Linked DNA regions of Homo sapiens: region 2 is linked to region 1. Evidence: chromatin contacts called from ENCODE Hi-C or POLR2A ChIA-PET data. All regions are on one chromosome and are shown on one strand. The core of a region is the stretch at or near the end of the contact, and the rest is flanking DNA. Distances in the headings are between cores, read along the strand shown.

Region 1 (5,051 bases), core at 880-3,379:
CATCTCTACTAAAAATACAAAAAATTAGCCGGGCATGGTGGCAGGTGCCTGTAATCCCAGCTACTCGGGAGGCTGAGGCAGGAGGATCGCTTGAACCTGGGAGGCTGAGGTTGCAGTGAGCCAAGATCACGCCATTGCACTCCAGCCTGGGCAACAAGAGCGAAACTCTGTCTCAAAAAAGAAAAAAAAAAGCCTCCCAAGTGATTCCAATAAATCCCTCTAATCTAGGGGAAGTTACCCTACCTACTTCCCACTGAAAGTAATTGGCCTAATGAGTTTAGCCCACATACAACAGCACATTGCCATATTTCTCTAGATAACATTTTATAACATGGAAGTCAAAAGATTCTGGAACTGTAACTATATACAGAAAAGACCTAAGTAAAATGCTCTCCAGAATTTAGATTCTCATTCTCTCTTTTCTGGAGAGCTCTAAAAAATATCTGATTCCCTGTTCTTTGTCAAATCCAAATCCACATATAATATAACATAACATTACCTAAGCTGCTGTTCTTTGCTGGCATCTTGTTCTAAAGCATGAAAGTCCACGGACAACAATGCAACAATGGAGTTGACAGCTTCCACTCCAGAAAGAAGGCGAAGGATGAGTTTCTTATCCTGAGCCCAGCTTTGGCTCTGGTCAGCAGGTGCACAAAGTGCCATCCGTACCAAACAGGGCAGAAGAAGTCTTAATTCTGGATCACTTAAAGATGCCAGGCAAACAACATCCACCTTCTGCATTGCCTCAAAAGCAAAAGGGCTGACAAACTGAAGACTTGTACATTCAGTCATTATTACTGTTTGTTGATCCTAATGGTAAAAATACAAATGAAAGTAGGAGTTTAACTTTCACATGTATGAACACCCAACTTTCTAAAAACCCTGAAAAATGTGGTGTATCTTTAATAGGTCCCTATGTTGGCAATGTTCCTGGCACAATCAAGACAAGGCTTCTCTGTCTCCCTAGGTTTATACTGTCACCTGGGAAATGGGAAAGAAAACAGAGTATATTAATGTCTCTTCCAGCCTCAGGAATCTTCTGCTCTAATACTCATATTTTACAAAGAAGGAATATGAAGCCCAGAGAGATGAAGTAACACGCCCAAAATAGTATTACTAGTTAGAGGCACAATCCAAGGCTGAATCCTCATCTACTAAAATCCCAGTCCAAGACTTTCTCCACTATATCAGTCACATGAGCTCCACAAAATGTAAACAAAAGTGAATGGTCATAGTTAAGTGCTTTCTTTCATACCCCGATAGTTTCACATGCCTACCCCGATATACATCAAGAACTATTGGGCTTCTCTTTCTCACCCTCCATGAGTCGGTGGAAAAACTAGCAAATCACTGGGCAGAACCAATGCCAGATTCAAGGCTCTGGAGGCCACAACACTATCCTATGTCCCCTGTGTTACCGGGTAAAAAGCAGATGTGTGGGTGCTATGTGAGAAAGACGCGTCTCATTAGCGCACTTCTCTGTCTCCAGGAATCATCCAAGGCACAAAAAGTAAACAAAAAGGCAGTGAGCTGGCAGCCAAAGCAGTCCCCTCTCAAGGCCGACCGACTAGCAGCAGCGTGGGTAAAAGTCGTGGGTAAAAACTGCTTTGCTTTCAGGGAGGGGCTGCTCTTTTAACAGAGGGGCGGGCTGACTGGAGCAGAGGAGCCAAGACCTGCGTGCTCCTCCGTCTCGCCCCGGGCGCAACTAGAACCAATAAGTCCCTCAGGCTGAGCAAAGTCTGGCCAGGCTCCGACACGGACCTAGGAACGCGCTGAGGCCAGAGAAGCGGACGCTTCATACCTTAAGATCTACCCTCCAGCCTCACGGAACCGCACACGGACTCCGCGTCCTAGAGGCGGGACGCGGCAGAAATCGAGAGCGCGGTCCGATGTTGGGCCTAGGCGATATCCGGAACCCCAAACCCTAGTTGTGCCTCGAGTCGACTCGGACACCAAGAACTCAGACGCCGGGACCAACCGGGTTGTCGATACAAAGTGGGAAGGATGGGGGCACCACACAAAGGCAGAACCGGGACTGTAGGAACGGAAAAGCGGGAGACTTTTTCAACCTGCACCCAGCACCTTCATTCATCCCCAGCGTCTGACTCCCGTCGGCCACCGTACTGGTCTGAGAGGAAGGGTGGCTGCGAGAGGAAAGGCAGAGACGTCGGCGCCAATGCAACTGTGCGCGTGCGCGGCCCCGCCCCTTTCTCCACTTTATTTGCCCTGCCCTACTTGTTCGCCAAAAATTTAGAAATGTGATTCTGGTAGGCTCTGATTTCCAGAGCCTACCAGCTCCTTCCTTTTAGACAAGCAAGCCACTGAGCCCCTCAGAACTTAAATTTCATCATCACAGGATTGCCATGGCATTCAAATGGCATAACGTGTGTTAAAATCGTTCCCACTATTCTTTGACACTAGTGGTACCAAACTGTACTCTTTAAATCTTTGCCTGTGCCTTCCCAGAACCAAAATTCTAGAATCCCAGGATTTGTGGGAGAATTTTAAAAGTGATCTAACCCCAAACTTTCTTCCGCTCTTGACCTCACACCTCCGCTGTCAGAAGTTAAACACCTTCCTTTCAGGTTCTTAACTTGGGGGACCCATAGAACCTTAGAGAGGCAATGCACGGGGATTCAGGAATTCTCTGGAATCCGTTCAGAACTGAGTGCTCGGCACTTCTTCTGGGAAGAGGGTCCAAAACTTTCAACAACTTCTCAAAGGAAGTCTGATCACTCAGAAAAGAACCACTAGTCTATATATGAAGAACCGCTAGTCCATATGTCTTCATACTATTTATTGTTCCTAGTTCGATCAACGTTTATTTGGCAACTTCTATTTACCAGATATTGTGCTAGGAGCTGGAAATAAAAATATTTTACAAAGATATAGCACTTTATAACCTCTTTAAAAATAAAGTCAGAGCCGGGCGTGGTGTCTCATGCCTGTAATCCCAGCGCTTTGGGAAGCCGAGGCGGGCGGATCACCTGAGGTCAGGAGTTCGAGACCAGCCTGACGCAACATGACTAAACCCCAACTCTACAAAAAATATAAAAATTAGGCCGAGCACGATGGCTCATGCCTGTAATCCTAGCACTTTGGGAGGCCGAGGCAGGCAGATCACGAGGCCAGGAGTTCGAGACCAGCCTGACCAACATGGTGAAACTCCGCCTCTACTAAAAATGCAAAAATTAGCCAGGCGTGGTGGTGTGCGCCTGTAATCTCAGCTACTTGGGAGGCTGAGGCGGGAGCATTGCTTGAACCTGGGAGGCGGAGGTTGTGGTGAGCTGAGATCGTGCCATTGCACTCCAGCCTAGGCAATAAGAGCGAAACTCCGTCTCAAAAAAAAAAAAAAAAAAAAAAAATTACCCCAGCGTGGTGATGGAGCACCTGTAGTCCCAGCTACTTCGGAGGCTGAGACAGGAAAATCACTTGAACCTAGGAGGCAGATGTTTCAGTGAGCAGAGATCATGCCACCGCACTCCAGCCTGGGCAACAGAGCCAGACTCCATCTCAAAAATATATATATATATATGACTTTCAACATAGATCAGCAAAGGAAGAAAAGAATTGTGTGTTGCAATGCTTCTGAAAATTTTTTCCACCTGACCCACAATAATACATTTCACATTGTGACCCAGAAAAAACATATGTATATATCCACATACAAAAATAAGTGTAAGTGTATAAATTTATATGCTATATAAACATATAAATATATAACATATAAACCCACATTTACATGGAAACAAATATTTCGTATAATAACACACACACTACATGTTTCTACTTCTCTTTAAAAAACTGCTGGTCACTGCACACTAAAACTGATTTCACACTCTATTAATGGGTTGCACACTGTACTGTCCTAGCATTTTTAAGCTAATATTTGGGATTTATTTATTGAACACTTGCTAGGCACTGTAATAAATGCTTTATATATATTATCTGATTCAATCTTGTGACGTAGGTAATATTCGCCTTTTGCAATTGTGGAAACTGAGAGAGGGTAAGCAATTTCATCTCCATGGATGGTCATTTCACAGGAAAAGTGTGAAGGCAGTGCAAACATTGGTTTGAGGGACGAATGAGAGGAAGATGTGGGTATGAACTAAGTGATTTTAAAGATCCTTTCCAACTCTAATTATGATCCTCTGTTCACTAATGGAGAAACATCATGCAGATTCAGTATCTCCATCTTGATCTATGGAGAAACAGAAAAATCACTGAATGAGATGGCTGCAGTGTCACATAATGAGTGCTGACACTTCCTCCAAGTCCCCCTCTCCTTTTCTTCCAGTTCACCAACTTGACCTTGAGTTGCTCAAGCCAGAAACCTAAAAGTCATCCTAGACTCTAATCTCTCCCCCTTGTATTAATTTAGCAAAAATCTTTATAATCATTGAAACATTGTAATGTTTGCCAATAAAACTTTTTTTTTTTTGAGACAGAGTCTCGTTCTGTTGCCCAAGCTGGAGTGCAGTGGCACGATCTCGGCTCACTACAACCTCTGCCTCCCAAGCTGAAGCAATCCTCCCACCTCAGCCTCCTGAGTAGCTGGGACAATAGGTGTGCACCACCACACTTGGCTAATTTTTTTTTTTTTTTTTTTGAGACAGAGTCTCGCTGTGTCACCCAGGCTGGAGTGCAGTGGTGCGATCTTGGCTCACTGCAACCTCCGCCTCCCAGGGTCAAGCGATTCTCCTGCCTCAGCCTCCTGAGTAGGTGGGATTACAGGTGCCTGCCACCATGCCTGGCTAATTTTTTGTATTTTTAGTAGAGACAGGGTTTCACCATGTTGGCCAGGCTGGTCTCAAACTCCTGACCTCAGCTGATCCACCCACCTTGGCCTCCCAAAATGCTGGGATTTCAGGCATGAGTCCCTGTACCCAGCCTCTCTTTTTTTTTCCTTTTCGACACAAGTTCTCAAGAAAAGAGCGGCAGTGCAGTTGGGCGATCTTGGCTCACTACAACCTCAACCTCCTGGGCTCAGGTGATCCTCCCACTTCAGCCTCCCAAGTAACTGAGACTATGGTCATGCATCACCACAC
Region 2 (5,051 bases), core at 1,878-4,377, 240 kb after region 1:
TAACAGATATGTTTCTAATTCCTGGTAGTTCCTTTATACCCCCTTGAAAGCTATACAATGAGACATTAATTACCTTGAGAAAGGGTTGCTACAGCAGAAAAGGATTTTTGAGTATGAGCCAAATCCTGAAGATCTCAGAGCATGAACAATTTAGAATATTGCTAAGCGCCACCTCTGAAACTAGATAAAGTTTACTTGGGCTGGAGGAATGGAGAGAGAGAATCAGAAGGAAAGAAGGTTTAGATAGCAGTAGGTTCCTAAGAAAGGGTCAGGGAACTTCCTCAGGCTGGGCACGGTGGCTCATGACTGTAATCCCAGCACTTTGGGAGGCCAAGGTGAGTGGATCACCTGAGGTTAAGTCAGGAGTTCAAGACCAGCCTGGCCAACATGGTAAAACCTGTCTCTATTAAAAAAAAAAAAAAAAAAAAAGCCGGGCACGGTGGCTCGCACCTGTAATCCCAGCTACTCGGGAGGCTGAGGCAGGAGATTCGCTTGAACTCAGGAGGCAGAGGTTGCAGTGAGCTGAGATTGTGCCACTGCCCTCCAGCCTGGGTGACAGAGTGATACTCTGTCTCAAAAAAAAAAAAAAAAAAAAAAAAAAGGCTTTCCCCAGCTTCCTCTCATACCCAACAGGCATGAAGAAACCAAGGTAGAGGGAAGCTGTGATGCATTCCCAGAACCAGAATAGAGCCCAGGCAGGTTTCAACATGCCACAGTCCTCTCACCCACCATGGTGAGGACACAGAAGGAATATCTGGGTTGTGCACCTCAGCAGGTGAGACAGAGGCAGCCTCCAAGCAGCCCCCTGGGCATCAGCGTGGTTCAGGGAGAAGCAAAACATTTTTTTTTTTTTTTTTTGAGACAGAGTCTCACTATGTTGCCCAGGGTGGAATGCAGTGGCACGATCTCAGCTCACTGCAACCTCTGCCTCCCGGGTTCAAGCGATTCTTCTGCCTCAGCCTCCTGAGTAGCTGGGATTACAGGTGCATGCCACCACACCCGGTTAATTTTTGTATTTTTTTTTTAATTAGAGACAGGGTTTCGTCATATTGGTCAGGCTGGTCTCAAACTCCTGACCTCAGGTGATCCACTCATCTCGGCCTCCCAAAGTGCTGGGACTACAAGTGTGAGCCACCGTGCCCAGCTGAAGCAAAACATTTTCCACACACCTGAGAGTAACACAGACCTGGAGCAAGAACTTATGCACCCCACCTAGTTTTCTGCAGTCCAGGAATGATGAGGGAACCATGAAAGTAGGGAAAAAGAGTGTATCAAGAGAGGCTTTGCAGTTAGAAGAGGCCAAAAAAAGTACTTGGGAGGCTGAGGCAGGAGGATAAAAATAAAATAAAATAGGCCAGGTGTGGTGGCTCACGCCTGTAATTCCAGCACTTTGGGAGGCCAAGGCAGGTGGATCACTTGAGGCCAGGAGTTCAAGACCAGCCTGGCCAACATGGTGAAACTCAGTCTCTACTAAAAATACAAAAATTAGCTGGACGTGGTGGCACACACCTGTAATCCCAGCTACTTGGGAGGCTGAGGCAGGAGAATCACTTGAATCTGGGAGGTGGAGATTGCAGTGAACTGAGACTGCACCACTGCACTCCAGCCTGGGTGACAGAGTGAGACTCTGTCTCAGAGATAACTAACTAAATAAATATAAATAAATAATAAAATAAAATAAAAATAGCCACCTGGGCCAAAGACAGAAGAATCAGATAGGACGTGGTACATGTTGGCAGATGCCAGCATGGTCTGATGAACAACGGCAAGACACTACCTGTCCCCACCCTGATGCTGTGCCACTAGGTAAGTCCCCAGATCTCAGAGGAAAAGAGCAGTGGGAACCCTAAACTGACTAATATTTGATATCTGCCACGTAGCAGAATGACACTCTTCGAGTGCAAAAGAGAAATTAAGTCTTGGAAAAATGGAAAAAGGTATATTTCTTGCAAAACTGATTCATGTCATGAGATTTATGGTGGTCACATGTATCCCATGGAATTTCCAATATACGTATACCATAGGCAAAAAGACTTTGAAAAAATGTCACAGTATTAGACTTTGAATAAGAGTTGGACATCATGCAGGAGTGTGAAGAAAAGAACATCTTTGTTGTTTTCTGATCAATATCACCTTCAGACTGGAATTACAGCTTCACTCTATTTCTTCGGGGGTGGGGTAACTATTTTCCTTAGTTTGTTCAAGAATGGATCGACCAATTAATCAAAATTTTAGAAATAACTGGAGGACTGTACTATGCTGCCTGCTTTCATTAACTGCTCAGTTGGTGGACTGACAAAGCACTGTAATCATTTCTTCACAATTCCCATGGTAAAGTCATCCCAAATGTCACCAGCATCATTCACTTCCCCATCAACTGCCACGTCTCTGCCGTGTCATGATGACCTGGGATAAAGGCTGTGGGTGGGGACAAGGGTTGTCACAAGTTGTAGATTAGACAAACCAGAGGGGACCTCAGAAAAGCATTTATTTTGGTTCTGGCTTCCAAGCAGGTCTGCAGCCAGATCGTTCAAGAGAACGATTGTCTATCCTATGTTTAAAGATCCCCAAAGAAGGCAATCTCTAGTAAGCTGTTTTAATATATAAAATCTATATTTTGAGAAGTTTCCTCCTTTTATCAAATCTAAACCCATCTCTTTTTGTTTTCGTCTTAGCGGTAATAAAAATACATCATATGATTCTGTTCTGAAATCCTGTTTTGGGCTTATAGATAATATTTATTCTGCTAGAGATGTTGGCCCTTTTAGAAAAGAGTTTCTGGGCCGGGCACGGTGGCTCAAGCCTGTAATCCCAGCACTTTGGGAGGCCGAGGCGGGTGGATTGCCTGAGCTCAGGAGTTCACGACCAGCCTGGGCAACCCGGTGAAACACTGTCTCTACTAAAATACAAAAAATTAGCCGGGCATGGCAGTGTGCGCCTGTAGTCCCAGCTACTCAGGAGGCTGAGGCAGGAGAATTGCTTGAACCCGGGAGGCGGAGATTGCAGTGAGCCGAGATCATGCCACTGCACTCCAGCCTGGACGACAGAGCGAGATTCAGTCTCAAAAAAGAAAAAAAAGAAAAAAAAAGAAAACAGTTTCTGGTTTAAATGGGGATTTTGTAACTTGCTGTCTCAGAGGCAGATTCCTGATGACTAATGGGGTGATTTTTTTTTTTTTTTTGAGATGGAGTTTCGCTCTTGCTGCCCAGGCTAGAGTGCAATGGCGTGATCTTGGCTCACTACAACCTCTGCCTCCTGGTTTCAATTGAGATGGGGTTTCTCCATGCTGGTCAGGCTGGTCTCGAGCTCCTGACCTCAGGTGATCCACCCACCTTGGCCTCCCAAAGTGGTGGGATTATAGGTGTGAGCCACTGCTCCTGGCCTAATGGGGTGATTTTATGCAGTGTGAGAGCCAGTAGCTGGGTAGCTGGATGCTTGTCTGAAGTGCTGCCTTTCCCTCAGGCACTGCTTGTGTGGAGATACCCAGGAGAGGACCAGAAAGAGCTCTCCTGTTGTGTCAGCTGTGAGGAAGGAAGGGAGAAACAAGAAGTGAAACCTGAGGCAGGACACCCTATTACGTGGCACAGACAGGGTCACCTCATGGGCAGTAGCTGTGACAGGGGACGCCAGAGCAGAGATTTTGGTGGCAAAATACCTTGAAGTCCTGAACTTTGAAGTCCTATATGAAAATATCTTGAAGTTCTACGTGAACCTTAGATGGACATTACTCTAAGACAAGGATTTAAGATGAGTTACAAAAGAGTATTCCATTCTAGCATGGCAAGAAACCCGGGCAAAGATTATTAAGTGATCAATAAAGCTAAAGGTTAGTGGAAAAATGTAGTAAAGTCTACACAGGTACTTGTGAGCTTTGTTTTTCCCAATGATATCTTTAATTAAATGAGTAATGTCCGCCGGGCGTAGTGGCTCACACCTGTAATCTCAATACTATGGGAGGCTGAAGTGGGAGGATCATTTGAACTCAGGAGTTTGAGGCTGCATTGAGCCTTTATCATGCCACTGCACTCCAGCCTGGTCAACACAGTGAGACCCTGCCTCAAAAAAAAAAAAAATTAGTTGGGTATGGTGGCACACACCTGTAGTCCCAGCTACTTGTGACACTGAGGCAGGAGGATCACTTGAGCCCAGGAGTGCAAGGTTACAATGAGCCATGATCACACCACTGCACTCCAGCTTTGGTGACACAGTGAGATCCTGTCTCAAAAAATAAAATAATTTTTAAAGCAACATTGAAATACATTCTCATCGTAAAAAAGTAAGCATTAGAATTATGGCTAATGGGCCCGGCACAGTGGCTCACACCTATAATCCCAACACTTTGGAAGGCTGAGGCACGCAGATCACAAGGTCAGGAGTTTGTGGCCAATAGGGTGAAACCCCATTTCTACTAAAAATACAAAAATTGGCTGGCTGTGGTGGTACGCGCTTGTAGTCCCAGCTACTTGGGAGGCTGAGGCAGGAGGATCGCTTAAACCTGGGAGGTGAAGGTTGCAGTGAGCTGAGATCACGCTACTGCACTCCAGCCTAGGCGACAGAACGAGACTCCCATCTCAAAAAACAAACAAACAAAAGAATTATGGCTAATGTCCTCTTTGACCATTTCTTTCCCCCTACAACTTCCCCAGCACCCCCCATCCTAATAGTCACCCTAGAGAAGGGTCATTCTGTGTTTGGGAGATAACTTTCTGCTTTTCTGGCCAGTACAGCCTCTTCCTCTTGGGGTAAAGGAAGATAACGGGTAAGATGGCGAGGATGAGTCAATATTTCCTCTATTCTTGGACACAGGTTCAAAAGAGAATCATTGGGAGTTTCTCAGTCCAACCAAATCATGATGCAATCCGGAAAAAGAACCTAAAATTTTGGCATGTAGTCTTCATTTTTCAATTTGCAGTATCAATGCCGATTTGTTTTTTTGTGTGTATATCTTTACAATTTTTTTTTGTTTCTTTAGGATTTTTTTTTTTTTTTGAGACAGAGTTTCGCTGTTGTTGCCCAGGCTGGAGTGCAATGGCACGATCTCGGCTCACCGA

The links. Hi-C counts contacts between places; a loop is a spot of excess contacts on that map. ChIA-PET counts read pairs that join two places held with the same protein, here RNA polymerase II (POLR2A). Pooled maps may share reads with other maps.
Region 2: a loop to region 1 is called in a pooled map, with 3 times the contacts of the local background. The contact joins the enhancer-like site here to the promoter of INTS2 in region 1. A Hi-C loop is called at or near these places in 1 of 168 maps with a recorded cell type or tissue (endothelial cell of umbilical vein) and 4 of 50 pooled maps. POLR2A ChIA-PET finds 5 or more read pairs at or near these places in 1 of 52 experiments (PC-3).

The regions. Positions count from the first base shown.
Region 1 is chr17:61,925,853-61,930,903 of GRCh38, forward strand. INTS2 (integrator complex subunit 2) reads right to left here and starts at 2,130. Exons shown (of 25, transcript NM_001351695.2): 1 at 1,802-2,130; 2 at 500-810. The coding sequence starts at 792. RefSeq lists a silencer at 2,161-2,260.
Region 2 is chr17:62,168,149-62,173,199 of GRCh38, forward strand. No RefSeq gene overlaps it. Among named protein-coding and RNA genes, the nearest start is that of MED13, 110 kb to the left of the region's middle. Within about 2 kb of position 3,128, at least 4 of the 41 ENCODE cell types and tissues checked have a DNase peak (open chromatin) inside an H3K27ac peak, as active enhancers do.